Linked DNA regions of Mus musculus: region 1 is linked to region 2. The links are chromatin loops, found by intact Hi-C in ENCODE. Cell type or tissue: gastrocnemius. All regions are shown on one strand. Links, peaks and the distances in the headings refer to the core of each region. The heading gives the core; the rest is flanking DNA.

The links. Peaks named below come from ENCODE experiments on the same cell type or tissue, not always from the same donor. Only the 100,000 strongest peaks of a DNase experiment are listed, where the experiment ranks them.
Region 1: a loop joins it to region 2, with 2.7 times the contacts of the local background. A loop is called at or near these places in 13 of 42 quality-filtered maps.

Annotation. Positions count from the first base shown.
Region 1 is chr14:79,170,688-79,185,966 of GRCm38, forward strand. Vwa8 (von Willebrand factor A domain containing 8) reads left to right here. Exons shown (of 45, transcript NM_027906.1): 41 at 10,054-10,179; 42 at 12,286-12,444. Gm4632 (predicted gene 4632) reads right to left here. Exons shown (of 3, transcript NR_152203.1): 2 at 9,435-9,524; 3 at 8,206-8,539. It also overlaps the pseudogene Gm18081. Among named protein-coding and RNA genes, the nearest start is that of Gm4632, 21 kb to the right of the region's middle. In gastrocnemius, for the core only: no CTCF peak of the experiment used is centred there; DNase peaks (open chromatin) are centred at 7,631 and 12,284; H3K4me3 peaks cover 192 bases; H3K27ac peaks cover 4,102 bases.
Region 2 is chr14:79,319,273-79,334,551 of GRCm38, forward strand. Naa16 (N(alpha)-acetyltransferase 16, NatA auxiliary subunit) reads right to left here. Exons shown (of 20, transcript NM_025832.2): 20 at 15,235-15,279. Among named protein-coding and RNA genes, the nearest start is that of Rgcc, 25 kb to the left of the region's middle. In gastrocnemius, for the core only: a CTCF peak has its summit at 7,947 (motif pointing left); DNase peaks (open chromatin) are centred at 5,038 and 7,954; H3K27ac peaks cover 920 bases.

The sequences.
Region 1 (15,279 bases), core at 4,395-12,394, 150 kb before region 2:
CTAACGAGATGATCATGTGGTTTTTGTCTTTGAGTTTGTTTATATAATGGATTACATTGATGGATTTTCGTATATTAAACCATCCCTGCATCCCTGGAATAAAACGTACTTGGTCAGGATGGATGATTGCTTTAATGTGTTCTTGGATTCGGTTAGGGAGAATTTTATTAAGGATTTTTGCATCGATATTCATAAGAGAAATTGGTCTGAAGTTCTCTATCTTTGTTGGATCTTTCTGTGGTTTAGGTATCAGAGTAATAGTGGCTTCATAAAATGAGTTGGGTAGAGTACCTTCTACTTCTATCTTGTGAAAAAGTTTGTGCAGAACTGGAATTAGATCTTCTTTGAAGGTCTGATAGAACTCTGCACTAAACCCATCTGGTCCTGGGTTTTTTTTGGCTGGGAGACTATTAATAACTGCTTCTATTTCTTTAGGGGATATGGGACTGTTTAGAAGGTCAACTTGATCCTGATTCAACTTTGGTACCTGGTATCTGTCCAGAAATTTGTCCATTTCGTCCAGGTTTTCCAGTTTTGTTGAGTATAGCCTTTTGTAGAAGGATCTGATGGTGTTTTGGATTTCTTCAGGATCTGTTGTTATGTCTCCCTTTTCATTTCTGATTTTGTTAATTAGGATTTTGTCCCTGTGCCCTTTAGTGAGTCTAGCTAAGGGTTTATCTATCTTGTTGATTTTCTCAAAGAACCAACTCCTTGTTTGGTTAATTCTTTGAATAGTTCTTCTTGTTTCCACTTGGTTGATTTCACCCCTGAGTTTGATTATTTCCTGCCGTCTACTCCTCTTGGGTGAATTTGCTTCCTTTTTTTCTAGAGCTTTTAGATGTGTTGTCAAGCTGCTAGTATGTGCTCTCTCCCGTTTCTACTTGGAGGCACTCAGAGCTATGAGTTTCCCTCTTAGAAATGCTTTCATTGTGTCCCAAAGGTTTGGGTATGTTGTGGCTTCATTTTCATTAAACTCTAAAAAGTCTTTAATTTCTTTCTTTATTCCTTCCTTGACCAAGGTATCATTGAGAAGAGTGTTGTTCAGTTTCCACGTGAATGTTGGCTTTCCATTATTTATGTTGTTATTGAAGATCAGTCTTAGGCCATGGTGGTCTGATAGGATACATGGGACAATTTCAATATTTTTGTATCTGTTGAGGCCTGTTTTGTGACCAATTATATGGTCAATTTTGGAGAAGGTCCTGTGAGGTGCTGAGAAGAAGGTATATCCTTTTGTTTTAGGATAAAATGTTCTGTAGATATCTGTCAGGTCCATTTGTTTCATAACTTCTGTTAGTTTCACTGTGTCCCTGTTTAGTTTCTGTTTCCACGATCTGTCCATTAATGAAAGTGGTGTGTTGAAGTCTCCCACTATTATTGTGTGAGGTGCAATGTGTGCTTTGAGCTTTACTAAAGTGTCTTTAATGAATGTGGCTGCCCTTGCATTTGGAGCGTAGATATTCAGAATTGAGAGTTCCTCTTGGAGGATTTTACCTTTGATGAGTATGAAGTGTCCCTCCTTGTCTTTTTTGATAACTTTGGGTTGGAAGTCGATTTTATCCGATATTAGAATGGCTACTCCAGCCTGTTTCTTCAGACCATTTGCTTGGAAAATTGTTTTCCAGCCTTTCACACTGAGGTAGTGTCTGTCTTTTTCCCTGAGATGGGTTTCCTGTAAGCAGCAGAATGTTGGGTCCTGTTTGTGTAGCCAGTCTGTTAGTCTATGTCTTTTTATTGGGGAATTGAGTCCATTGATATTAAGAGATATTAAGGAAAAGTAATTGTTGCTTCCTATTATTTTTGTTGTTAGAGTTGGCATTCTGTTCTTGTGGCTGTCTTCTTTTTGGTTTGTTGAGGGATTACTTTCTTGTTTGTTCTAGGGCGTGATTTCCGTCCTTGTATTGCTTCTTTTCTGTTATTATCCTTTGAAGGGCTGGGTTCGTGGAAAGATATTGTGTGAATTTGGTTTTGTCGTGGAATACTTTGGTTTCTCCATCTATGGTAATTGAGAGTTTGGCCGGGTATATTAGCCTGGGCTGGCATTTGTGTTCTCTTAGTGTCTGTATAACATCTGTCCAGGCTCTTCTGGCTTTCATAGTCTCTGGTGAAAAGTCTGGTGTAATTCTGATAGGCCTTCCTTTATATGTTACTTGACCTTTCTCCCTTACTGCTTTTAATATTCTATCTTTATTTAGTGCATTTGTTGTTCTGATTATTATGTGTCGGGAGGAATTTCTTTTCTGGTCCAGTCTATTTGGAGTTCTGTAGGCTTCTTGTATGATCATGGGCATCTCTTTCTTTATGTTGGAGAAGTTTTCTTCAATTATTTTGTTGAAGATATTAGCTGGCCCTTTAAGTTGAAAATCTTCATTCTCATCAATTCCTATTATCCGTAGGTTTGGTCTTCTCATTGTGTCCTGGATTTCCTGGATGTTTTGAGTTAGGATCCTTTTGCATTTTGTATTTTCTTTGACTGTTGTGTCGATGTTCTCTATGGAATCTTCTGCACCTGAGATTCTCTCTTCCATTTCTTGTATTCTGTTGCTGATGCTCGCATCTATGGTTCCAGATCTCTTTCCTAGGGTTTCTATCTCCAGCGTTGCCTCGCTTTGGGTTTTCTTTATTGTGTCTACTTCCCTTTTTAGTTCTAGTATGGTTTTGTTCATTTCCATCACCTGTTTGGATGTGTTTTCCTGTTTTTCTTTAATGATTTCTACCTGTTTGGCTGTGTTTTCCTGCTTTTCTGTAAGGGCCTGTAACTCTTTAGCAGTGCTCTCCTGTAATTCTTTAAGTGACTTATGAAAGTCCTTCTTGATGTCCTCTATCATCATCATGAGAAATGTTTTTAAATCTGGGTCTAGATTTTCGGTTGTGTTGGGGTGCCCAGGACTAGGTGGGGTGGGAGTGCTGTGTTCTGATGATGGTGAGTGGTCTTGATTTCTGTTAGTAGGATTCTTACGTTTGCCTTTCGCCATCCGGTAATCTCTGAAGCTAGCTGTTATAGTTGTCTCTGTTAAGAGCTTGTTCTTCAGGTGACTCTGTTAGCCTCTATAAGCAGACCTGGGAGGGTAGCTCTCTAATTAGTTTGAGTGGGCAGAGTATTCTCTGCAGGCAAGCTCTCTTCTTGCAGGGAAGGTACCCAGATATCTGGTGTTCGAACTGGACTCCTGGCAGGAGTTGTGTTCCACTCACTAGAGGTCTTAGGATCCCGTGGGGAATCCTGTGTGGGCCCCTGCGGGTGTCGGGCGCCTCCGCTGGCAAGGTACCTCTGGGCTCGAGTGGAGCAGAAGGGGCTTGTGCCCCAGGTCAGGCCTGGGTAGTCTGCTTCCCTATTTACCGCAGTCTCAGGTTCCGCGAGATTGGATTGGGGCAGATGCTGTGTTCCACTCACCAGAGGTCTTAGGATCCCGTGGGGAATCCTGTGTGGGCCCTTACGGGTGTCGGGCACCTCCGCTGGCAAGGTACCTCGGGGCTCGAGTGGAGCGGAAGGGGCTTGTCCATAAGGTGCTTTAGTCAGAGTATTTTACCACAGCAACAGGAAAAGAAATGACACTGAGTAACAGTAAAGTGGTTGAAAAGTAGAAAGCTAGTTTTACTATTTTACTAAAAAGTAAATTGTAGAGCCTTTCAATGCTACCCAGGGACAGGTCGATATGGCAGTGTTCTTCATTCCCATTGTAACTTAAAGGGAAACTTACAGTGTCTGTCTGGAGCCTTTGATGTCCTGCAATGAAGGAGGAGTATGTCCTCAGCTTCCTTGCCAAAGGAACCCTCTTAGGTGGCACCAGCCCTGACTTTCAAATGAAGCAATATGTCTGCGAAAGGAAAAGTGATGATATCTACATCATAAATCTAAAGAAGGACCTGGGAGAGGCCATTGCTTTCAGCTTGGGCTGTGGTTGCCATCGAGAACCCTGCTGTCAACATCCTCTCCTCCAGGAACACTGACCAGTGAGCCATGCTGAAGGTCACTGCTGCCACTGGAGCCACTCCCATTGCTGGCTGCGTAGGGACCTTCACTAACCAGATCCAAGCAACCTTCAGGGAGCCATGGCTTCTAGTGGTGAGTGATCCCAGGGCTGACGGCCATCCTCTCACAGAGGCGTTACATCAACCTGCCCACCACTGCTGTGTGTAAAGCAGACTCCTTTGGGCTAGGTGGATATTGCCACTTCATGGGACAACAAGGGAGCTCACTCATGGTGAGTCTGACATGGTGGATGCTGGACCAGGAAACACTCCACACGTGTAGCACTATCTCCCATGAAGACCTGTGGGAGGTTACATCTGATGTTTACTCTACAGAGATCTGGGGAGGTTGAGGAGGAGAAGCAGGCTGCTGTTGAGAAGGCTGTGACCAAGGAGGGATTTCAGGGCGAATGGACCATGCCAGCCCTTGAGTTCACTGCTACACAGCCAGAGGTGGCAGATTAGTCCAAGAGTGTGGAGGTACCATCTGTGCCCATGCAGAAGCTCCCTACTGCATACTGGAGTGCCCAGTCAGCCACTGGGGATGCTCAGCTCCCACTAAGTTAGAGCCACCACTGAGAGGTCCTGAGCTGCTCTGCAGACACCTGAGCAAAGGGGAAAGGTGGAAGGGCGATAAAGTTCCTAAAGGCTGGATAAAAGAAATGAGTGTGGAAACCCTCATCCCTACAGGAGAGTGCTAGCAACATGCAAGAAGCTTTGAAGAATTTCTACCAAGTCTGGAACTTATACCAAAGACAATTTTTTAAAAAAAACCAACTTCCTGAAAATTAGCTAGCAAGCGTGTGAAACCTAACTGGAGCTGGGGAGAAACACATCACTTAACCTCTGGTTTGTCCATGCCTAGCAGCAGCATGGGGAGCACTGCAGCACTGGGGAGGAGGGAGAGTAGAAAGGCCTACACATGCAGTGGCTCCAACAAGCAGAAAGATAAGATGGTAAAGAAGCCAGCCCAGCTCCAGGATGTGCTTGGCTTGAAGACTGGTGTTTGAATGAGACTGGCTCCCATGGGCTCCCATAGTTCAATGTTTGATCCCCAGTTAGTGGAACTGTTTAGGAAGGATTAGGAGGTGTGGCCTTGTGGGAGGAGGTGTGTCACTGGGGATGGGCTTTGTGGTTTCAAAAGCCCCATGACATTCCCAGTTAGCTTGCTCTCTGCCTCCTTGTGGATCAAGATGTAAGCTCACAGCTTCTGCCCCCAGCACAATTGCCTGCCCGCCCCCGCCTGCCTTCCTGCCTACCTGCCTGCCATGTTCCCCACTGTGATGGTCATGGACTCACCCTCTACAACTGTGAACCCCAAATTAATATTTTCTTTTATAAGTTGCCTTGGTTGTGTGTTTTATCATGGCAAGAAAATAGTAACTAAGACAAAAATCAGATCAGTGAAAAGCAGACACTGGAAGTTGGCCCCATTGCAGTGGCTCTTCCAAACAAAGAAGCAAGGACATAAGTGCAGACCACAGAGGAAACAAGTGAAAACTTGAGAAAGCCAGTTAGACGGAAGTGAACACTGAAGAACTAGCGATGGATAAAATTTTATTTTTTGGTTTTGGTTTTGGTTTTTCTAGACAGGGTTTCTCTGTGTAGCCCTGGCTGTCCTGGAACTCACTCTGTAGACCAGGCTGGCCTAGAACTCAGAAATCCGCCTGCCTCTGCCTCCCAATTGCTGGGATTAAAGGCATGTGCCACCACACCCAGCGGATAAAATTTTAAAACAAACAAAAACTCTGGAGAAGCGTCCAGGGAAAGGGTAAGAAAGTGCTCTGAGCTGAAGAAGGCCCGCATGTGTGGGCTGTAAGAGCATTACAGAGTACCTCAGCATCAGAGTACCTCAGCATCATGAGAGTACCTTATACAGTGTCCGAGTCTCATGTCCTGGGGCCATCAGAATACATAGAGGAAATGTAAAATCTGGAACAAAGCACCCAGAAGTGGTGTAGCTGGGTCTTTGGACAGTTATTTTTATTGCATTTGTGTGTGTGTGTGTGTGTGTGTGTGTGTGCGTGTGTGCGTGTGTACGGGGAGATACATGCATATAATGCATGTGTGGAGGTCAGAGGACAACTTTCTGGAGTCAGTTCTCCCTTCTGCCAAGTGGGTCCCAGGGATTGAACTCGAGTTTTCAGGCTGACCGCAAGCTCCTTTACTGGATTAGCCATCTTGCCAGCCCCAAAGTCCTAGTCTTCTCTTGACATAGTTTAAGGAAACAGTCTTTGTGCTAGAGAATGCTTTGGGATGATGATCATTACAGGAAAATAAGGGCCGCTTAAGAAAATTAAGACTAAACTCTCCAGTCTTGGGTGATAACCAAAGATAACAATTAGGATATTCTAAGAGAAAAATAACTTCCCCATCAAGGGCAGTAACAGTAACCCATGTCCAAGCAGAAAGAAACACTTTTATCGTGTTTTAAAAGAATTGTCATAATTATTATCATGAAAGAAAAACTCTTCACTTTGCTGCATCTGTGCACCAAGGCTCCCCGGAATCGCATGACTCTACAGCACTCGATATCTGAGCCGCTTTCTCCCTGTCCAAGGTCCATGGCACCTGCAACTAGGAATCAACTTCTTGTCCTCTGTTACAAGTTCTGGGTCAGAAATTGTTAACAACCACTTTGTGGTCTTGAGGGCTGCCTCACAGTAAAGGTTTTTAAAGTCTTTTTATAAAACTTTCTTAAATTAGGCACACCTATATGGCAGTCTTCACTATGCTAATTTTTCAAAATTATATAAGTACAGTCATTGTAGAGGTCAGAAGTAGGCATCAGATCCCCCTATACTGGAATTATGGGTTGCTGTGAGCATTTGATGAGTGTGCTGGAAACCAAATGTGAATCCTCTACAAAGCACTAGGTGCTCTAACCATTGAACCACCTCTCCAGCCCCGTACGGTCACGCATAAAGAAACAAACCACAGCGTTCTACTCACTTTATTACAGCAAGAGCGCTACAGATGTAATGGTTCATTTCTTCTGATGCTGAATAATATTCCATTGCTAGAACATACCACAGTTTACCCAGTTATATCTCGGTTGCTTCCAAGGTTTTGCAGTTATGCATAAAACACCATGTATAATTTGTGTGTGTTTGTGTGTGTAGATGCAAGTTTCTTACGTGTTGTGTAAATACCACGGCTTGCAGTTGCTGGATTATGAGAGTGAGTTTTGTTTTACAAGAAACTGCCAAACTGTCTTCACAAGTGGCTATAGCAGCTCCACCGGCAGTGAGCGTTCATTCACTCAGCCCTTCTTCGCCCACACTTGGTGTTGTCAGCGGCTTGGATCAGGGCCATTCCTAGGCATAGGATGATATCTCATAGCTGTTTTAATCTAATGGTGGAGAATGTCAGACGTGCTCTCACATGTACAGTTGAGCAGGCCCCACAGCAAAGAAGGCACACTGGTACTAAGGTGTTGGCCTTTAAAAAGACTTACTCTTTGAGACTCATGTATATGATGTATTTTGATCATACACCCCAACACACACACACACACACACACACACACACACTTCCTCTCAGCAGGTTCCCTCCAGCTTTGTGTCTTGTCTTAGAGACCCCCTGAGTTTACGGGTATGGGGGGGGGCGGCTTATGTGAAGATGGCTATAGGGTTATTGCTGGACTCTGGGCAACTTGCCAGTGGCTATAGCAACCATTAACTGCCAGTAACTCCTCAGGATAGAGGTGGGACCTCACGAGCCCTGCTCCCACCCACGATGGGGTGTTGAAAGCTCGTCTTGGGTGTGTTTTCTGCAGGTAGTGGTAGCTGCTGTTAGTCTGTGCATGCAACGGCCGTGTCATTTCATAACACCCATCACACCCTTCACCCTTCTTTCAGCTCTCCCTCCTGTGCTTTGTTTCCTGAGCCTTAAACATGGAGATGTCGATGCCCCCCAGAGAGTGCGCATTCAGTGGTGCCTCAGCATTCACTGCCACCACAATAAGAAGCTCTCTGAGCAAGGCTGAGGGCAGCACTGATCTATGACTGTAAACATAAATAGTAAGAATGTAATTTGACAATATGCCCATTTAGTGTAACAGGTTTTCCCATAGGTTTTTGCCCATTTTTAACTTTTTAGAACATGGGTTTTAAGAGAATTTTATATATTTGGAGTATCATTCCTTTATCAAAATTATAAATGAATATTATATATTAATGTAAATATGAAATAAAGAAACCTGTAATGGGGGAGAAAAAAAAAGAAACCTGTAGCTCACCAACATGGATATTTTAATTCTGGTGGGCAGTTGGCCCACGTGTATATTCTTGGCAAGAATTCCATGAGTGCACAGAAATAGTGTATCCTGGCACAAAGCTCAGATCATGGAAAGTCATGGTAAGATATGTAGCTACCAGTGACAGGAAGGAGGGCAAATATAAACCTTGAGCCTTCGTTCCCACAATCTTCTCAGGCCACCACCCCTGAAGCAGGGATGGGGACTTGGCTCCTGTCATTCTGGTGACTGGTTGGTGATACCGCAGGCTTCCTTGGAGGCCTGGCATTGCTGGGCATCACTGCCGAGGACTGACTCCCGCATGGTTAGCCACTAGGGAAATAAAGAAAAAGTGAATGAATGTGACATAGTTGCAGTAGCTAGCTGTCATCAAAATGGTACGAAAGTTGAATTCTTAAGCTGGGCTCAGGAGGAATATGGGATTTGTACTGGTATAAAATTGTATGTCATGTTAGGTAACAGATGCACCATTGTTAAACCTTTATTCACTAATTTTCATAAATCAAAGGTGATGACCCTGAGGCTTCCCCACCCACTCTGTTAGCTGCTGCATGGCCATGTTAGCCCGGCATGATTTCAGTCCCATGCCACATCAAGTTCTTTTAGTGAATTTTTAATGCCTACCACAGCTATAGAAAACTAAATTTAAACCCCTCCTGTCACCATAAAGGAAATAGAAAATATTCTAATTCCATTCTTCCCCATATTTTTATATTTCTGAGACAGAGTGTGTCCTAAAGTCTGGTTTGTATTCCCAAGGCTCCTTTAGCATAGATCGCAATGTAGCTGCGGTCATGGGCTCTCTTAAGTATGCACCTTCCTTGGGATGTTAGAGTTCGTCTTAGTCAGTTAGGGTTTCTGTTACTACGATGAGACACCGTAGCAACATGCGGAGGAAAGTGTTTGTTTAGCTTATCCCTCTACATCATTATTAAGACAGGAGCTCAAACAGGGCAGCAACTACTGCCGAGGCAGTGGCGGGGTGCTGCCTGCTGGCTTGCTCAGCCTGCCTTCTTATCAGCCCAGGGATGGTACCACCCACAATGAGCTGGGCCCTCCCGCATCAGTCACCAAGAAGATGCCCTGCAGACTGTCCACAGCCTCATCTTACAGAGGCCTTTGTTTAGGTCTCTTCCTCTCAGGTGGCTTTAGCTTGTGTCAGGCTGACATAAAACTATCCAGCACAGAGGTTTTTTTTATCCTTTACCTGTCTGCTTGGGCTGTCTGGCACAGTTGTGTTACTGTGGCAAAGCATGCTGTGGAAGTACCTTCCAAAAAGTTCAGATGCTTTCCAGACCTAGAAAAGCGGAGAGCCATGTGTCACACAGGCGGCTCCCATCCTCCCCAGCTGTTCCAGTTTGCACACACAGTCTCGGGAACCTGACTAAATTCCCATGCAGAAGGGAGACGGCTGAAGCTCAGCGCACAGACTCTGTCACCGTTAACAAGTTCAAGCTGATTGTTTTGTTACCTAATAAATTTTCTGGGATCCCTGTAACAGAAAATCCATAAGAAATACGTCATCATTACATTTCCAGACATTGAACTTTCCCTTGGGGTTCATCTGCATACCGTCTTCCTGTTCGTATGTCCTCTGTGCAAGTTCTTTGTATTGTTCCATGTGTTAAAACAATTACAGCTGAGAAACCACACTCCAAAGGCCTTTCTCATAAGCAGAGCAGAGGCCATGTGACCACATTCTGGCAGAGACCTCTCTGACTGATAGGATCCCGGTGTATTTCCTGTTATTCATGAAAGAAAGTGTGTCAAAGAACTGTAGCACTAAGCACGTAAAGATTCATGTGTCTTTGTCGGTGACATTGCAGGCTAAAGGCAAAGAAAGACAGTGGCTAAGACACCAAGCTACCGGAGAACTGGACGACGCCAAGATCATTGACGGGCTGGCGGGAGAAAAGTCCATCTACAAACGTCGGGGTGACCTGGAACCCCAGGTAAATAATGGGGAACCCCGAGCCTCAGATCCACATAGTTCAGCCTTCTGTACAGAGTTCATGAGTTGTGTCAAAACACCATTAACCCAAAATATGCAACTACAGAAAGCATTATGGGAAACATAACTTTTTTTTAAAAAGGCTCACGATATGGAACACGTACACAAAATAGAATAATATTAAGAACAAGCAATGCAAGAGCCAGGCATGGTGATGCACTCTTCTAATCCTGACCCTCAAGCGTCAGAGGCTGAAAGCACACTGATCTACAAAGTGAGCCCAGGACAGCCAGGGCTACGTACAGACACCCTTTCCCAAAACAGCATCAAAACCAGCAAAGGCAGGGTGAGCTTTAACCAAATTTAGAGGAGTTAACACCAGAGTTCAGACTGTGACCTAAGGTTCAACCAGGCGAAGCAAGGGAATAAATAGTAAAACCGGAAGATGCTAGTTTATATCAGAACAGAAGAGGGTAGTTCACGGTGCTATGGTCCTCAGTGGAGGGGAAGCCAGCCTTCCTACCCTAGTCCAGCCACCTCAGAGAAGAAACCAAGAACAAGCACTGCCCACCAGCCCTGCACCAGCCAGTAGCCAGAAAGCCAGAAGCCAAAAGCTACCTATGCGGCCACCTCCAGGTCCATCCACTCCCCAGATGCAGAGTGGGTGCTCTGAGGATGTGGGGATGGGAGATGCCCTGCTGCTTGTGGATCCCAGAGGAGTCTTCAGGAGAGAGAAACAGAGCAATCATACGGTCTCCTGCTCTCCTGAACTGTAACAATCTGTGTCTATCACATGCCTTCAGTTTGTAGGAAACAAGGAATTCTCTCTTAAGTTATACTAATTGTAGTAAATAAGTATTCACCAGACTGTGGCAACATGGTCAACTATTGAATCCTAGTGAACTTTGGGGTTTTCTATCGCCCTGAATAATCAAAACTGGTGAGTAGCCACCGGGAGCCGGGGCGCAACGAGCGAGGACAGGAGTGTCACTCTCTGTAATGTTTACTCAGAGTGGATCTGGTAGTAATTTGGGAGGTCTTATTTCTATGTCATTGCCATGAGTCAACAGCTGCTTTCTCTGACTCACTGTGGTCAGCAAGTTGTGGACACATCTGTGAGTTAGTCATGCACACGTGTGTGCCACGCTGCTTCTAATCAGGGACACTCAACATAGTTTAAAGGGATGTATAAGATTTGCTTCCTACTGTTATTCTCTAAACATTCATGATATCTTAAGTTATTTATTTATCCTGCATATATGCATATATGTGATGTACACACACACACACAGGGGAGGAGCCATGCATGCCACAGCAGGTATATGGAAGTCTGAGGACAGCATGCAGGACTCAGTTCTCTCCTTCTCCCATGTAGTCAGGCTCCATGGCAAGTTCCTTAGCCACCAAGCCATCTCATGAGCCATCTCACCACCCTCTACAGGATTTTCTTGAAATTATTAGTTCTGCCTATCATATTTCATGCATGCCAGCAAGTATATAATAGTAGAATAATCTGGACTTTTTCTTATTTATTATTACTGACAATCTAAAAAAAAAGTGCATTGGCGGGTCTGGGCCCCAAGCTGATCTCTAAGATTTCACATTTTAATCAGTAATTTTTGCCAGATAGCGGTTCAATGCCACTCTAACTGCCAAGAAAAGAAAAAGAAAAAAGTTCAGCAAGCAGAAGAAAACCCAAAAGCTCTAAAGAGGCGTTCGGAAAACGCTTACGCTCTTGGCCAGGCCACCTCTCACGTAACTGTGCTGTAACAGTCTGGTATTTCTTCAGCCTAGGTGAAAAATGACCTTCAAGTGACTGCGTAGGGATGCTGACGCACAGAGTAAAGGACGTGGGGCTTCTATCCTCCCAGGCTGACATTTCTAAAATGCATTATCTTTAAGTTGTCAACCTCCGGACGGTAGCTTTACCATATCCCAGAGGCAGTTCTTTTCCTTGTGCAGCCAGTCTGACATCTGCTTACTAGGGTACCGCCATTACCTCCACCCTCTGGGACAGCCCTGTACAGACCTGCCCACCTTGGGCTGCCACCTCAGAGCCTGGGCAAGAAGCCAGCTGACCATGGTTTTCTGCCATCCCCTCCCTCAGCTGGGTAGTCCACAACAGAAGCCCAAGCGCCTGCGCCTGGTGGTGGACGTCTCCGGCAGCATGTACCGCTTCAACGGGGTGGATCGCCGGCTAGAGCGCTCGATGGAGGCAGTGTGCATGGTCATGGAAGCCTTCGAGAACTACGAGGAGAAATTCAAGGTAATGGTTCCAGTGGTAGAGCGTCATTGGTCACTTAGGGTCAGTACCGGTAAGGTGGATGCAGACTCCACCCAGAGCTCCAGGCACCATTCTCTCAGCAGCAGGGAACATGGCTGCTGCTTCACCTGTTCTAACTAACAGTAACATAACTGAAGGGCCCAGTAACCTCTAGTTCCCACAGAGCAAAGCACTGCAACATGTAAGTTGTGTGATGCTAAACTGCAGGGTTTCCTGGAAACTCCGAAGCCTGTTCTCATTTTCCTGGGCATCCTCACCGAGTGCCTCTGAACGCTGACATCCCATCAGCAGCCAAGGTCTGCGCACAGCATCCTGTGAACAGTGAGCCAACAATAACATACATCCGCAGCTGGCATGGCAATTCACCCGAGAGGAAGCTGCCCTCTGCTCAAACCATTTCCAGCTTGTTGTTGTGCAGTTTGCTATCAAATCCCCCATTTCAGAGGTCTGAGGATAGGGAGGCAATTCCCACTCTACAATGTCGCCAGCCAGTAGGAGCCACCTCATCTTCTTGTGATTGTCCATAGAAAACACAGGCATCACAGCAGAAAACCTGACTACCAACACATGCCAGAGAGAGCCATGGTATGTACAGATATTGTGAAGGGCACACAACCTAAGCATGCAAACTCTTTAATGGATAAAACAATCCTTGAGCAACGGAGTCTCAAATCCATTGCCATTTAAGCAGGCACCCCACCTGTACCTGAAGACTGTGCCCCATGCCATGGCTCTGTATTACGCAAAAACAAGAGACCAGTTGGCTTCCCATTTCCCTTGGGCTCCTTGTGAAGGGTGCAGTCCACTGGCTCTCCCAGGGTTCCTGTGTAGTCTCTGGGACAATGGCCTTTCAGGGCTCAGTGGGGAGCAGCGAGCAGCGTCCAGCATGACTACCGCGGGGCTGCAAGGCTCTGCACACACAGTACAGGGATAAATGCATCTAACACACGGCTGAGCACGAGAAAGCTCTGCTTCCCTTCATGACAGCAATGCTATCCCTCGTGGTCACCGAAACCCGGGGAACTATGTAAGAGTCCCTCTTGGCTCTATTGTAGTTGCCAGCATTCCCAGAACCCCAATCAAAGACTCACTCTGTCAGGGTGAGGACAGGACACGGGAAGTCTGGGATGCTTCCGAGCTAGCATTGCACAGCTTGTAAGACGCACTACTTCCTCCTGTGGGAGCCAGAGGTGGTCAGCCTTTTAAAGCGCACTCTCCATGCTGTCCACTCTGAAACTTTCCATCTCTTGACCCTCCGGGACCTCACATGTGATTGCATCTGGGTTTGTTTTTTTTTTTTTTAATAGAAAATGTTTATTTAAACCATTTTGACCAATGGGTGGCTAGACAGCCATGGGTCAGTATAAATAGCCACATCTTACCTAATGTTCAAAAGCATTGAACCTGCCCCAACATCCCCATCACAAGCTCTTTCCAGGCCTCCCCTCCGTTCTTATGTAATGGAGACTGTCCTATTGCTGCCACCCCTCCTACACATCTTGAGAGTTGATTGGCTACGGGTTTCCCAGGCCCCCTCTGTAGAGAACAGAGGAGTGATGGAGTCGTATATTCTGTGAGATCTTCTCCTGCTCCTAACTAGGGTACATGCGGGTACACAGCTGCAGAGGTGCCCTGGAGGGCACATGAGGAGTAGGCGCACACAGTGCAGAGGAGGACGAGTGGGACTGAGGCTCTGTCTCTCAGACTCCGGCTACATGCGTGCGTTTTCATCTCTTTTTAGAAATATTTGATATTCTTTATATCATTATTCCCAGCCACTTAGTCTGTCTACATGTTTAATTTCTTGTTTATGAAAGAAGAATAAGGTCCAGCAATGACTCCTGGGCAAATCGATGATGGTGTGTGAAATACTCAGGATGGCATCACCCGGCATCTTTGGGAATTGGTAGTGCAATCTAAAGCTCCTGCCTGAGTTCCAGACAGTTCTTAATTCAGTCTTCCTGCAGCTAGCCCCGGACTCCACATGTGCTCGGCAGCCTTCAGAGGTGCCAGCTGGTGAGGGGGTCTGCAGGCTGCCCACGCCTCTTGGCACCTGCTTGTGTTGTGTTTGGCTAGAGCTCTGTGCTGCCTTCTGGGGTCATTACAGTCTGGACGGGAGGCTCACTTACAGCCCTCACCCACTCTCTCCCACATTAGCACAACCCATGCCAAACCACAGGGACCCTCAAGCATGAGCCGTACTGAGACCTAACTCAGCAGTGTGACATTCGCTAAGCCACTTGGAGTCTTTAAAGTACCTCAGAGTGTTCAGCCACCTGACTCCACAGGTTCCTAGAACAGCACAATTTACAGACAGCCAACAGCCAACTCCTCCAAGCTAGAGCCAGCACTGTCCCTGCCGGTCACACAGCACGTAGGCAGGACACTAATGATTCTGTCAACTGTGACTTCCATCAGGGAGCTTCTCCTTTCCTTCATTCTGTTTGTTCTTTTCTCCAAGCTCCCGGGAGTCGTCAGTGTCATCTTAAAATAGACTTTCTTTTCAAAAGCTCTTGATGTCCTGACAGTTTTTTTCAGACTGTTTTTCCACTAAACATTCAAACAATGGTACCAGAAAATGGATTTGTTCTCTCACTCAGAAACTGGGCTTTGGAGAGACAATAACGTCAAATGTTTCATTTTATTGTTTCTATGAAAGTGTGTAAGAGTCAGGCAAACAGTATGAAAGGAAGCCTGGGGGAGCATGTGGGGTTAGGGCACCCCACACCTCCTGCACTACCCAAGAGCTCCACTTATGCTGCACAATGTTGTGTAAAGTGGACTTTGTATAGTTGATTCCATTGCTGAGAGAGAGTT
Region 2 (15,279 bases), core at 3,200-11,199:
ACACATAAATTATTTTAACTTGCTTACAGCCTGGTAGTCTTTGAAATGGGTGTGAAATGTGAAACCCGAGCCTCGTTATGTAAGAGACTAGAGTAGTAAACCCTGATATAGTCACAGTGTGAAATAATGTACAACAGAGAACATGATGCCCAATGCACTATGGGTGATTTTCAGTAATATGTAACATTAATTGAAGGCATTAAAAGAGGGAATTCTGGGATCTGGTGTAGCCTCGGGCACTAGAAGTCAGGAACAGAGCTATTTACCGCCAGAAGCTCATCTACCATCACAGGAGGGCTGTGATGAGCCTGGTCTCTCCCACACTGCTTCCTAAGGAGTGTGGTGGGGACCGAGGGGACAGGACACTGAACTGTCAGCACAGGCCAACTCAACTTGTCCCCTTCACGGTTAACCTCTCTCAGGAAGGAGCTACTAGAGTGTTCCAGGAAAGATCAACAGGATTTTTAGCAAAACAAAAAAAAAAGAAAGAAGGGCTGAGAACTTCGAAGAACTGGTGATGTTGATTGCTCTGCCTGGGTCTGTACAATATAGTATACCGGGCAGGAGGAGGATTTACCAAGTGCTTGTGAAGTGTAACAATGTTACAAGAGGCGAAGTGGTTACTACAATGTAACAAATGGACACCACCTGCCACTCATGTGCACTTTCCTATACTTAAAGTTAACCACTATATATTGATTATATATATAAATATAAAGTATACATATCTTTATAAATATAAATATATAATATATTTATTTATAAATATAAATATATAATATATATGTATGTGTACATATATATGTATATATGAAGTAAAGAGAGACAAATGATATCCATTAATATGTAGTATATGTCATAGGATTCATGGACTATGAGTTCGAAAGCCTAATAAAAATTTTCCTTTTATGTTGGCCATTTATGAAAACATCTAACACACATAAATTATTTTAACTTGCTTACAGCCTGGTAGTCTTTGCAAGTATAAATTTTTCTAATTTTAATTTACATAGAGATTTGGGTTCTAGAGAATTATGAAAACTCCTCAATCAAAAACAGAACAGAAAATTTGGTATGAAAGAATAAGTTTAAAGGAAAAATTATGTCCCGGTCAGCAGAGTGCTTGCTTTGGTTGTGAGCCACCATGTGATTGTTGGGATTTGAACTTAGAACCTCTGGAATTGCAGTCAATGCTCTTAATCTCTGAGCCCTCTCTCCAGTGACCCCCCCACTTTAAATAGGTAATAGGTGAATTTAGTACATGAGTTTAGATTCTACTATATAAGGGAATAAGGATGATCGAGCTCTCTCTCTCTCTCTCTCTCTCTGACTCTTGATTGACAGGGTCTCTATATAACCCAGGTTGGCCTGGAACCTTGGGTTTTTTTAAATTATTTTTTTGAGATGTATTTTTATTTTCTGTCCATAGTTGCTTTCCTAATTAAAGAATTTAAAGTAGGACAGAGCGTGGCCAGTGTCTTGGAAGGGTGGGTGTTGGCCACCCATGGTCACATGATACTTGGGAAACCAAGTTCTGCTCTCTCAGGCTTCTTAGTTTCATTAATAGAATTAGGGACACAAATAGAATCCACATCCATCCCCACCCCCAACCCCCTGAACACACAGAAGCCGGAGGACAGTTTTTAGAGTCTAGAAGGAGAACCCTAAGGCAGGCAAGCTACGGATCTCCTGGCTGCGTGGAAGGGAGGACAGAAGAAAAACAGCCAAGCTATTTGAGATAAAGTAGCCCGGAGGTGAGCCACCCTCCAGGAGGGGGATGCTTAGAAAAGGTGTTAGGAAGCCCAGAGCTTTGGTTAAGGAGTTTCGAAAGAATACTTAAGACCTGGTCCTACTGCAGAAAAGAAAAACAAATAGCTCTGTGTTCTATGTCGGCCATCAGACAGGGACAGATCCCTGAGCCTCCTGGCAACTTTGCTGGCTGTAGGGGCTACACTGTGGGCTTGGGGTGGGGGTGGGGGTGGGGGAGCGAGAGTCTGGACAGAAAAAGCACTCTGTCTAAGGTGAGCGGCCTTCTTATGGTCCCCTAGCCAGCCAGGTCCCTGGCCTGCCACAGTGCTGAATTAACCCTTAAGACAAGAGACAAGGGCCTGTCTCCACCTAGAGGTAGATTCTGCTCTCGACACCGCTAGGCCCAGGAACTAAAAGGTGCAATGGACTCTACGGGCTTAGAATGAAAAGCGTAGGAGGGATCCTATAATTATTTTAGAGAGCAGAGGAGTACACAATAAATAGTTTTTAAGGGCGAGGACTCCCCCACAGACACCCCAGGAAAGTTGGATCCCGTAACCCAGATTTTCAATATTTTTGTGTTTTTTGTTGTTGTTGTTGTTGTTTGTTTTGTTCTTTTGTTTCAGTTCTAGGGCTGGACCCCAGGGCTCACATGGGAGACCAGAGTGCCACACCTAAGCTGCACCACACACACACACACACACACACATCCCTGGTCTCACATATGTTTCTTTTATATAGAAACCTAATGCACTAAGTCTTATGCTGACTCCATTTTTTTTAAAATAGGATGTTTTTGAGGGAATAAACTGTGACCACCCCCAAAAGATACCGGTATTGACTCTTCAAGGGGCTCTGAGCAGAGTGATCATGGAAGATGTATGGCTAGCCTGCACTGTCTCTGTGTGGCAGGGTCAGCTTTGAGAGAAGCACCTCACACACTCCCTCATGACAGTGCCCTCTTTCCTTCCAGGCACTGGTCCGATGAGCATTTTGAATTTCTTTGGCACCCACTGGCATCTCTGCCTCATATTTCACAGGCTATATTCTGCACGTATATTTCTTAAAACAGATGGACTGGTCTAGGCCCACAGTGGACTGGCGTATTTGTGGCTATGAGTACCACAGCAGAGAATGTCCCAGGCATGGATGAGTACAGACTGTTTCCAAAGGTGCTGAAGGCTGCCCGAGGAGCCAGGCTCCAGTTCCCTTCTTGGTGTGCGGGGTATTTCTGTACTGTCTTCATGAAGCACATATACAGCTTTTACAGCTCCATTCCTCTTTCTTAAATCACTGTATTGGATAAACCTCACAGAAATCCCACTCATTTGATGCTCTCTCTCTCTCTCTCTCTCTCTCTCTCTCTCTCTCTGTGTGTGTGTGTGTGTGTGTGTGTGTATGTCACAGCATGCATGAGGTCCTCAGGGAATAATTTGCAAGGGTAAGTTCTCTACTTCAACTATGTGGGTTCCAAGGATCCAACTCAAGGCCACCACACTTGGTGACAAGCACCTTCACCTGCTGAGCCCTCTTGCTGGCCCCATCTTTAGGAAAACTTCAAGCCTGTAGAAGAAAGTCCACTCCATCGACATTTCCTCCCCATCCTTTCCGCATGCACACACACCCAGCTCTTAAAAGCCATCGGTTGACCCCATCTCTGTGAGTTGTCTCTCCTGGACATTTCCTAGCCTGGAGTTAGACAAGTTGGCACTTCTTTCCTTTGAGTCCCCAAGGTTCGTCCATTCTGGAGCGTGTGCCAGCACCTCAGCTTTTCAATGCCAGATAACATCTCCACTGTAGAGATGTGCACAACTTACTGAGCTGCTCAGCCGCTGTTGGGAAAATTACTTTTCTTTTTCTTTTGGTTGTTACAAGTAGTGCTGTTGTGAACAACTGTGTGGAGCTGGAATCTCATCTTTTTAGGAATGGAGTTGCTTAATGTGAGGTTTGAACAACAGTGGTCCCTGTGGGGGTTTGAATAGGAATGGTCACCCCAGAGGCTCATGTGTTTGAATGCTTGACCCATAAGAGTGGCACTACTGGGGCTGGAGAGATGGCTCAGTGGTTAAGAGCACTGACTGCTCTTCCGAAGCTTCTGAGTTCAAATCCCAACAACCACACGGTGGCTCACAAGCATCCATAGTGAGATCTGATGCCCTCTTCTTCACTGTGTCTGAAGACAGCTACAGTGTATTTACATATAATAAATAAAGAAATAAATCTTTTCTAAAAACGAGAAAGATTTTTTAAAAATGAGTGGCACTATTAGGAGGTGTGGCCTTGTTGGAGGAAGTGTGTCACTCTACGGGTGGGCTTTGAGGTCTCCTATGCTCAAGCTACACCTAGTGTGGTACACAGTCTCTCCTTGCTGCCTTCATTATAAAGATGCAGAACTCTCAGCTCCTTCTCCAGCAGCATGTCTGCTTGTATGCCACCAAGTTTCCATGTGTCACTGGGGGCCTTTGAGGTTTCAAAATCCCAGGCCATTTCCAGTTAGCATTCTTTTTGTTGTTGTTGTTTTTGGTTTTTGGTTTTTTGGTTTTTTCAAGACAGGGTTTGGAGTGTTTATACTAGAAAGCCAATAAATTCTCCTTATCAAACACAATTCTCCCTTATTAAAAATGTTCACAATTGGGGGCTGGAGAGATGGCTCAGGGGTTGACAGCACTGACTGCTCTCCCAGAGGTCCTGAGTTCAATTCCCAGCAACCACATGGTGGCTCACAACCATCTGTAGTGAGATCTGATGCCCTCTTCTGGTGTATCTGAAGACAGCTACAGTGTACTCGTACACATAAAATAAATAAATCTTTTAAAAATAAATGCGCACAATTGACTTTCAGCAAATATTACCCCATTCCTGTTGGTACTCCCCCTTAACATAAACAAGCATATCTTGGGAAGTGGCAGACCAAACCATCACATGACAGCTTGGGAGGAGTGGAAGCTGTGGCCTGCTGCCTTGGGACTTCATCCTTTTCTGCTCCAAGCCCCTATTCTGACCTCCCCCTTTCTATCTCCTCCCAACTCAGCCAGGTATAATCACATCTCCTCTACTCTTTTTTTTCCCCATCAACATTTCTAATTATATATTTAAGGGTGAATAATTATGAAACAGTTGCTGTGGACAGGAGATGGAGTGTGCATGCACCAACATACACACACACACACACACACACACACACACACACACACATGCTAGAGGCCACAGACTCTCTGAAATAAAATGGTTTAAGGAGCTGTTGTAGACACTAGCAAGAAAAGCGCTGCATCCTGGGACCCCCAAGCGCCAGCAGAAGGAGCAGCAGGCTTTCGGAGTGTTGGGCAGTGTCCACTGAACAAGAACTAAGCATTGTGATTTAATGAACAGTTGGAGAGGGAAGTTGTCTGTTCCGACCTAGTTTCCCCGTGGACATGGATGGAGCAGCGTATAAAGCCGGCAGACTTGGAGGGAAGGTGGCTAGGGCAGTAATGAAACTTTAACTTTAGGTTTTACCTTTCAAATCGCCAGAATACTATTCCCACCTTGCCAGCTGATCAACTTTCCTCACCTCTGCTCCCCTCCAGTCTCCAATGCTTGAAGCTCAACTCAAGACAGCTTGGAATTCTGCCCAAGGCTCTACAGCACAGTGTTTGTATTGAGCTCATTGCTAATCAGAACCCTCCCGCTGGACTTGGGCATTATGTACTGAAAAGGTAGGCTTTGTCTGTGATCTCAACACACTGGTGAGAAGTAGGAGATTCTGCATGAAGGAATAACTAACAGCAGGTCCCTTGTGCTTCGAACACTACAGAGGACCCATAGGGAGAGAAAACAGCAGACTAGAAAGTCAGTGTCTCTGGACCTTTGCTTCTACACAGGAGTCTGAGTTTTCTTTCTTTCTCTCTTTTGTTCATTCCTGAATTTGCAAATACTATATATATATATGTGTATATATATATATATATATATATATATACACATATATATATATATATGCAAGGCTCGAAGCCCTGGCTTACATTTTCCAAGTTGTATCCAGTTTCCATGAGCTTGTTTTGAGATTGTCTTTCTATGTCGCACTGGCAGTTGTGGAGCTCTTGATGTAGAACAGAGATCCTTCTGCCCCCTCCCCCACCCCCACCCCCCACCCCTTCCCCCGTGCTGGGATCAAAGGCATGCACCACTATGCTCGGCTAATGTTTGTAGTATAAGCCCAGGAGTCCCAATGTTTGGTATATACAGATTTACAAGTATCACACCTTCTTGATGGACTTCTCCTTTTATTAGTATAATATGGAAGAAATCAGAACATGGTTGGGGGCAGGCAGGCAAGAGAGATAAAGAACAACACAAAATAAAAATACGTACGTACAAAAATGTCACAGTGAAACCAGCCCATGCCTTTGTATGATAACCAAAAGAATAGAAGGCAACAAATAAATAGAATTCTCTGAAATACCTTTGAAAGAGCCAAATGGATGTTTCAACTCAACAAATGGATTTACATACCAGGCAGTGTTCTGTACATGGGATGAATGCATGACACAAAATTACTCCTAATTAAGTCAACTGCGAAATGTCGACAACAATTTTGGCCCTGGTGGTGTTTTCTGGTCCACAGCACCTACAAACCTTGAAACCTCCCAGATGATGCTTTGGAACCAAGTCCTAATGAGGTGACTGGTGACTGAGGATCTTGTAGAGCCTCAAATTGGGGCTGGTGTTAGAGAAAGCCAATGACAGGGTCAGACGGCTCGGGTTTTGACCCCAGACCATCCCATCTGCAAGGAGCCTAAATATAGGCTTGATTGCTCCTGGCCAATTTTCAGTCTACCATACCTAATGTATTCTCCATTACAGCCAGGCTGAGGGCCTTCTAGGTTCCCATAATCCTCTGGAAGTGTTAGCAGAGCGAAGCACCCAAACTCATGAAAGCGATGTCTCCACCCTCACCTCTTCCCATCTGACTGAACACCTGCATCCTTTCTAATATTCTATAAGAAACAAGTTAGTAGTCGGGTGTGGTGGCGCACGCCTTTAATCCCAGCACTCGGGAGGCAGAGGCAGGTGGATTTCTGAGTTCCAGGCCAGCCTGGTCTACAAAGTGAGTTCCAGGACAGCCAGGGCTATACAGAGAAACCCTGCCTCAAAAAAACAAAAAGAAAAGAAAAGAAAAGAAAAGAAAAGAAAAGAAAAGAAGAGAAGAGAAAAGAAAAGAAAAGAAAAGAAAAGAAAAGAAAAGAAAAGAAAAGAAAAGAAACAAGTTAGTGCATGCTTCCCTGAGCTCTAGGACCGTTCTAACAAATGATCCAACTGGAGGAGAGGACCACAAGGATTTCCAGCCAGTCAGTCAGAGGCACTGAATACCTAGACTTCAGCCGTCTTGTGGGACTGGAGCCCTTAACCTGTGGGAGCTGATGTTACTAAGTTCAGGCAGACACAGTCAGAATTGACATGAAGTATAAGACACCCAGCTAGTATCAGGGACCTGGTCTTTGTTAGGGGAAAAATACACAAATGTTTGTTGACAGAGTGTTCTGGGTTGAGTGTTAAGAAACAAACCAATCCGTCTTACCCTGTATGACTTATTCTGGGATGGTACCAGTGAGGTAACCAAAATGAGCCTTCCAGTTTGAAAACATGACAGAATCTTGTTTCCTAGAAAATATGCTGACAAGAAGTAGAAGCCCAGGAGGGTGGGACCCTGCCTGAGGCCAAGCCCTATTCCTCTCACCCTGAGATCAACACTGTCTTCCCACACAAAATGCTCACGCTGCCATTTAATGTCAGGTAAACAGACTTGTACTTAGTAAAAGCTTCGTGGAATTGTTCATCTCTACAGAGGGCAGCCACCAGCAACCTACTGGATCAGGAACCCACGCACCATCAAAGAGGAAAAGCATCCGTGGTAAACACCCGAGGTGATGAACCTGCTCCCAAAGAGCAAAGACAAAAACTAACTCAACCTGCCGCACAGACACACATGCTCGTTCTTTTTTTTTCTTTTTTGGTTTTTCCAGACAGGGTTTCTCTGTATAGCCCTGGCTGTCCTGGAACTCACTTTGTAGACCAGGCTGGCCTCAAACTTCTGCCTCTGCCTCCCAAGTGCTGGGATTAAAGGCATGCACCACCACCACCTGACTACACATGCTCATTCTTAAGAAATAAACAAATAAGGTAAATAATACTGAGTTGGAAAGCCTGCCCTCTAGTGGGAGAAATAACGAACTGACCGCCCAACTGCATCATTTCAGAAACCACGGTCCTGAACCAACGATGCATATAAACATAGATAGAAGTCAGGGAACAGCTATGAGCACTTTCTATGGGGTTTTCTGGGACCTGTTCTCAGGGGCTTTCTTGTTGGACAGACAGGACCTGGACCTCACACCAGGTCAGCCTGATACTACGAGATTACTGGGGATGACAGGCAAGAACGCAGTTCAAAGCTGAAAGGGATGGGTCTGGGTCAGACCCGGAGTTGAGACATTGTGTGGCCTTAAGAAAACTGTTACCTTTGAGTCGTGTCTAATGAGGATGACAATTATGGTAGATAAATACGCTGCAGCAAGGGTGCAAGCTAGAAAGGAGACAACTTCTAGGACACACAGCTATCTTGCAAGGTTTGAAAAAGGTGTCCCTTTTGGTGGAGGAACTGCAAATGATGCCCCTTTTGAGAAGAACTGCCTAATGTTAGCACTAGTCCCCAATGGCTATTTAATTTAGGTGAAGGGGCCAGCAAGATGGCTGTTGGGAAAAAAGTTTGATAATGAGTTCTATCTCCAGGGTCTATCGTGGAAGGAGAGAACTGACTCCTGCAAGCTACACACACACACACACACACACACACACACACACACACACAGAGTGAATAAATATTAAAAGGTCTTTATGTCAGGCTTGGTGGTGCAGGTCTTTCATGTCAACACTTGGAGGCAGAGGCAGGTGGATGTTAGTGAGCACAAGGCCAGCCTGGTCTACATGGAGAGTTCCAGGGCAGCCAGGGCTACACAGTCACAGTGTCTCAAACAGAAACCAAGCAAACAAAAAACCTTTGCATTTAAAGTTAAACATTGAAAAGCAGTTCTTCATACTCACTGGTCATATGTCAGTGGTCATCCACAGGTGGCCAGAGCTACCCAGATGCACAGAAAGGACTGTCCGACAGCTGTACTTTTGTTGTTGTTGTCTTTTGTATTGTATGCTTTTCCTCTTTGATGGTATTGGATTTATTTATTGCCTCCTTTCTTTCCTTCCTTCTTTCCTTCCTTCCTTCCTCTCTCCCTTCCTTCTTTCCTTTCATCCTTCCACCCATCCTGCTGTCCCCACCCCCACCCCCCCCACCCCCTCCACAACCCTTTAACCTTTAGCCTTTTCCCCTTCTCTGGCTTTCTTTAATGCAGCATTCCCCACTGTGTATCCTCCATTGGTCTATTAGCTACACTTCTATTTTCTCAAATACAAGACTCTTGAATAGTAGTTGCCTTGGAGTTTGCAACATAGCTTTACAACTGCTCTTAGTCCCCTTTCAACTATCACTTTACCAAAAATCCTAGATCACACAGGTGCCTTGGACCAGAGCCCCCAGCTCTTCCTATCCTTCACTCATCTCCACGACTCATCCCACGAGTCCCTAAATTACAATCACTCAACCTACGTTGTATTCTGTAAGCTCTACAAATCAAATAAGAAAGGAAAAGAGCAGCTTTGCCTTAGTTTATTCTGTCTCTAACACTCTGGACGTTTGTTTCTAACCACTCCAGTTTTTCTTCTCTCTTAAGAATGCTTAACAGTGAGCTGGGTGTGGTGGCGCACGCCTTTAATCCAGCACTCGGGAGGCAGAGGCAGGTGGATTTCTGAGTTCGAGGGCAGCCTGGTCTACAAAGTGAGTTCCAGGACAGCCAGGACTACACAGAGAAACCCTGTCTCGAAAAACCAAAACAACAAAAAAAGAATGCCTAACAGCTGTAGTAAGATAGACCTACTAAGGAGCAAGGCAGACTTGTTTGGTTAAACCTTGACCTCTCCACATCTGAAGGATACTTTTGCTGGACACAAAATTTTAGACTGTTTTCCCTCTCAGATCCTTTAGAATTCTATCTCACCCACTCTCTTTTCTGTTTGGTTCCTGGAAAGAACGTAGGTGCTGATTGCTATCTTTCTATAAGAAATGTGGGTTTTGTTTATGTAGGATTTTCTCTGTCTTTGACTTCCTATGGTGGGGATAACTTGATACACTTTGCAACAGGGAGCACATGAAAGTTAACTGGGGCGCATCATCTTGTCTTTTTAAACTAGTCACGTTTGGCATACCTTTTGGTGTGGATCTCTTTTTTCTGGTTCATCTTTAGCATGCTTCATCTATTTCTTTTACTTTTAACTTTAGCTTCCATTGTGCTTCTTATAAGCAATTAATATAATAAGAATCTCGAGTCTTCTGGTTGGTTAAACCATGAGTCTTAACCAGTAAACTACTAACAATTGTAATTAGTGTCACATCAGAATCTCTTTAGTCTTTAACTGAGTTGACTTCGGAACTTTTCTTCTTGGGTTGCCACAGGTTGTACAATCAAATTTGTCCTTCTCTATTTATTTTGTATTTTTTTCAATCTTTATAATTACTAATTTTCTTTAAAGAAAAAACCCTACACTCTGCATAAAGAATTACATGCAACTAAAGAATGCTGAAAGTCGGAGAAACAGTTTTCCTCCGGGAGGGGCACAGCAATTGGTTATCTGATACCAAATGGTACACACATAAGTAACATTCTACAGACCAAGAACATTGTATTTAAGATATAATATAGGTATGAGACAATGTGGTGACCTTCGCTGAGCCACCTAACAGTGGGGTTATGGAACCTGAAGACGTCACCTCCTATAGCCAAACAGCACCCCTCAGTAGAAGGATAAGGACACCGGCTCACCCACAAAACTTTTGACCCAAAATTTGTCCTGTCTAAAAGAAATAAAGGGGCAAACATGGAGCCAAGGCTGGAGGAATGGCCAACCAATAACCAGACCCATCTCATGGGCAAGCACTAATCCCTGACACTATTAATAATACTCTGTTACGCTTGCAGACAGGAGCTTAGCATAACTGTCCTCTGAGAGGCTCTACCCAGCAGCGGACTGAAACAAATGCAGATACCCACAGCCAAACATTGGACAGAGGTCAGGGACTCTTATGGAAGAGCTGAGGAAAGGACTGAAGGCCCTGAAGGGGGTAGGAACTCCCCAGCATCAACTAACCTGTTGGTCTTCCCTGTCAGTCATCTTAACCTGTTGGTAAATACTGAGAGCTCTCAGAGACTGACCCACCAACCAAAGAGCTATATGGGGTGGTCTGAGGCTCCCCACATTAATGTACCAATTAAATGCTGCTCAGTTTCCATGTGGGTTCCCCCAAAACTGGAGCTGGGCTGTCCGTAAAGCTGTTGTCTAACTGTGGAATCTGTTCCCCAACAGGGCTGCCCTGGCTAGCCTCAGTGGCTAAGCCTAATTTTGCAGAGCCTTGATGTGCCAGGGTTGGAGGGATACCCACGGGGCTCCACTCTCTCAGAGGAAAAGGGGATGGGATATAGGGAGAGACTTTGTGAGGGAAGACTGGAAGGGGACAGCATTTGGGATATAAATAAATAAATAATGTTTTAAAAAAGAATATAGGTATGTACATATACACATATACATATAACAACAGTTAATACCTTTGGCTATGGATTTGAAAGACAGCAAGAAGAGTTATATGGGAGGGTTTGGAAGAAAGAAATGGAAGAGGGAAATGATGTAATAATTTCAAAAAATAAGAATAACTAGATAAAACCTACAAAATAGAAGAAAAGCAATGGCACAATAAAAAAGAAAATATCTGCCAGTGGGTGATGCAGATACTATTAATAACTTTTATTTAGCTTTGTTTCTTTTACTTGAAACAAAATTCTTTATATCTATTTTCCTAACTATCAAAAATAATTTCAACCCACTTCAGTTAGGATGGAAGAAGAGGAAGAAATACAGCATTTACTCATTCAACAAGCATTTTCACACTACATATAGGGACGTACCAGGAGTGTAAAAATGAATGCTAGAGTTCACAGCCACAAAGATCTCACTGTGCTACACTGACTTACTTTATCGATGACATGCAATTAACATACAGCCCGATCCTCGACTGCTGTGACATAGGACTGTTGTGAAAATGTGCACAAAGGACTGGCCGCTGTACTAGCTGCACAAAAGATACCTGATGAATGCTGGGTATTATTTTTGTGACGGGTGGTAAAACAGTAAATAGATATAAAAACTGCATGTTACTAGAATACAACAGGCAATGTTTCTGGGAGGAGGAAATGCCTGCGGATGCACCGCAGACAGGAAGCGCGCGCGGGGGTAGGGGTGGGGCGGGGCGGGGGGTGGGGCGGGGAGCACAGCAGAAGGAAAGCATGCCCTGCGTAGAGATAAAGAGATTCTGACTGACAGTCTCCATCAGGAGAGTGGAGCTGGTACTTAGAACTGGCAAGGTGGCTCAGCAGGTACAAGCACTTGGTACACAAACCTGACAACATGACCTTGATCCCTGGAACCCACGGTGGGAGGAGAGAAACAGTACCCAAAAGTCCTCTGACTTCCACACAAGCACTGTGGCACGAGTGTGCCTGCTTTCTCCTCCCTCCCTCCCTGGCCCCCGAGTCTCTCTGCTTCTTTGTCTCGGTCCTTGTTTGTCTCTCACACACATAAATAAAAATCGTAAGGTATTAGTATTTATTCATCAGTTATGTGTTAGTCACTACATTCATGTACACACTCATGTACACACACACACACACACACACAGATCTGAGGTAGAAATTATAACTCCCATTTGACAGGATAACTAAGTCTTAGCAAGGCTAAGCAAATTATTCAGCACTGGGTGCTGCATGGGACAACTATGAGACCAGGAAAGGAAAGTGACGGGACAGGCCAACGATCTGAAAAACCCAAGCTATTGAAGTCTCAAACACTTGGCACTGAGTTGTTCTGTCAGAAGTGGCCCTGCGGGGCACAGGCAGGGAGACCCGGAACCTGCAGCATCAGTAAGCAGCTAACCCTCCTGCAATTGCTCTGGCTACCCATGCGGGTCTGGGCCAGAGCGGTAGCACCAGGAAGGAAGCATGCAGGCAGGAATGCCACACACCCTGGTTTCTGGTCTGGCTTTGCCATTAGCAGGCTTGGGTGAAATCCCAATTTCATGAATAGAACTGATTAGCTACTCTCTTATCAGAGTGACACAAATATATCCCAAAAACATGAGGGAGGAGAGGTTTGCTGTGGATCATGGTTTCACGGCCCTCAGTCCATCAAAGCAGAGAATATGGGTGGAGGAGCTCATGATGACAGACAGGCAGCAGAGGGGGTATTGTCTTCAAAGGGCCTACTGACTTAACTTCTGCCAACTCCTAAAGGCTCCTCGGCTTTTAAAATAGCACAAGCTGGGACCAGAACGCATACACATAAGCCTGTGGGGGACACTTCTGATTCAAACCATAGCACGCAATCCACAGCTCTCATTTCATACTGCAAATTCCATAATTTAGGATATATTCAGGGGCTGGAGATGGCTCAGCGGTTAAGAACACTGACTGCTCTTCCAGAGGTCCTCAGTTCAAATCCCAGCAACCACATGAAGGCTCACAACCACCTGTACAGCTACAGTGTACTCATATACATAAAATAAATAAATCTTTCTTTTAAAAAGATATATTCAGTCCAACTTCAAGTCCCTATGGTCTTAATAAGGTCTCAGTATTGCTCAAAAGTCTAAAATACCTTCTGACATTCAAAACCATTCTCTTAGTTGGAAATTTTGTAAAATCGAAAACCAAGTTATGCATACTCCCTATTAATTCATTCCTGGTCAACATTCCTAGTCCGAGAGGAAAGAATGAGACACAGCAAGGGAACAGTGAGTCAAAGCAAGATGAACACTCGCAGAGAAAACATGAAACCCTGAAGCTCCATGTGCCATCAGGGTCACATAGTGTCATGATCTGAGTTTTGAAGAGCTATGTGCCCAGACCTACCATTCACAGCACAAGCTACCTTGGGGGTAGCTTCACAGAGCCCACAGCTTTTTTCCAGCACCAAACATCTTTCTGGCATCTCCAGCATCCTAGAATCACCTGCTCAGGGATTCCCTGCAGGGAACTTAGCCCTGGCTCTTCTGCTTTCTCGAACTTTGGTGAAACCTCTGTGACCCTGTAACTCTTTAAGATGCTGGCAAAACACTCCTCCTTCAAACCAAAGGTCTCTGAGCCACCCGGCAGGGTTAAACCATAGCATGCCCACTTCTCTGGCACCAGCTTTCTATGTAACTTTATTGCTGAGAAACAGCTTAAGGACCTGACCTGACCTTTGATGATGTCTGTATAGATGAGTTACCTAGTTATCTATGACCAAAGCACAAGAAGTAAATCAGGAGGGAGATCTGCGATTTAAAACTACCAGAACTTGAGAATAGATGTGTTCAGGGAGACTGGAAGAGTTAGAAGAGGCAAGCCAGAAAACAAGTGCACATATACAGAAATCTTCCAATACTGGCTTTTTCTTTTAAATTGGATTACGTTTCTGTCATAGACCTGGTTAACCATGATCTTGGCAAGGCAGTTCTGGGGATATCAATGCCAAGCAACTCCCCTCCCCATTCTACCCACACATCAGCTCTGGCTGAGGTAAGGGAAGTTTAGGAAGTACCACGGGCCTACATCTGACCACTCACATCTCAACTGCACATACACTGAATTCTCAGAAACACTAAATTATCCAAGAAAATAGTTAAAAATAATAAACTTTTAAAATAATTTTATTATCCACGTGTATAGTTTTGTGCATGAGTACAAGTGCTTACAGGGGCCAGAAGAGGATGTGAGATCCTCAGGCTGTGAGCCACTGACTGTTATAAACCACCCAGAGTGGGTGCAAGGAGCGAACTTGGGCCAGTGTGTACTCCTGAGCCATCTCTTCTGCACCACCCTCCACACCAATGCCTTTGAAAGGCTGCTGTTGAAAGCAGTTTCCAGTGTATTCAACCAGCATCCTGTTGGCATTAAGAGGAATGACTTACTTGCCAGGACAGATAGTCCATGACCAATATCCTTTTCTTACTTGCCAGGACAGTTCATGACAAATAGCCATTAGTTTTTCTTTTTTTTTTTTTTAAATCAGTGTCTCAACACGTATCCCTGGCTGGACTGGAATTCCATCTATAGAGCAGACTGGCCTCCTATTCAGAGATCTTCTGAAGTGCTGGGATAAAAGAAGTGTACCACCATGCCTGGCCCCATTTTATACTTTTAAAACACCAAAGAATCCTATTTACTGTGGCACCAAAGCATATCTGGAAGTTGGTTATTGACAGTCACATTTTCTATAAACTTGAAAAGATTGAGATGATTAAGTTTCTACTTTCCCAAAAAATATTTTTCTAGTATGGATACAAAATAATAAAAGATATAAACAAGCAACTCTGCATGAAATAATTTATTGTAGCATTGTCTAGGTTGGCATTAT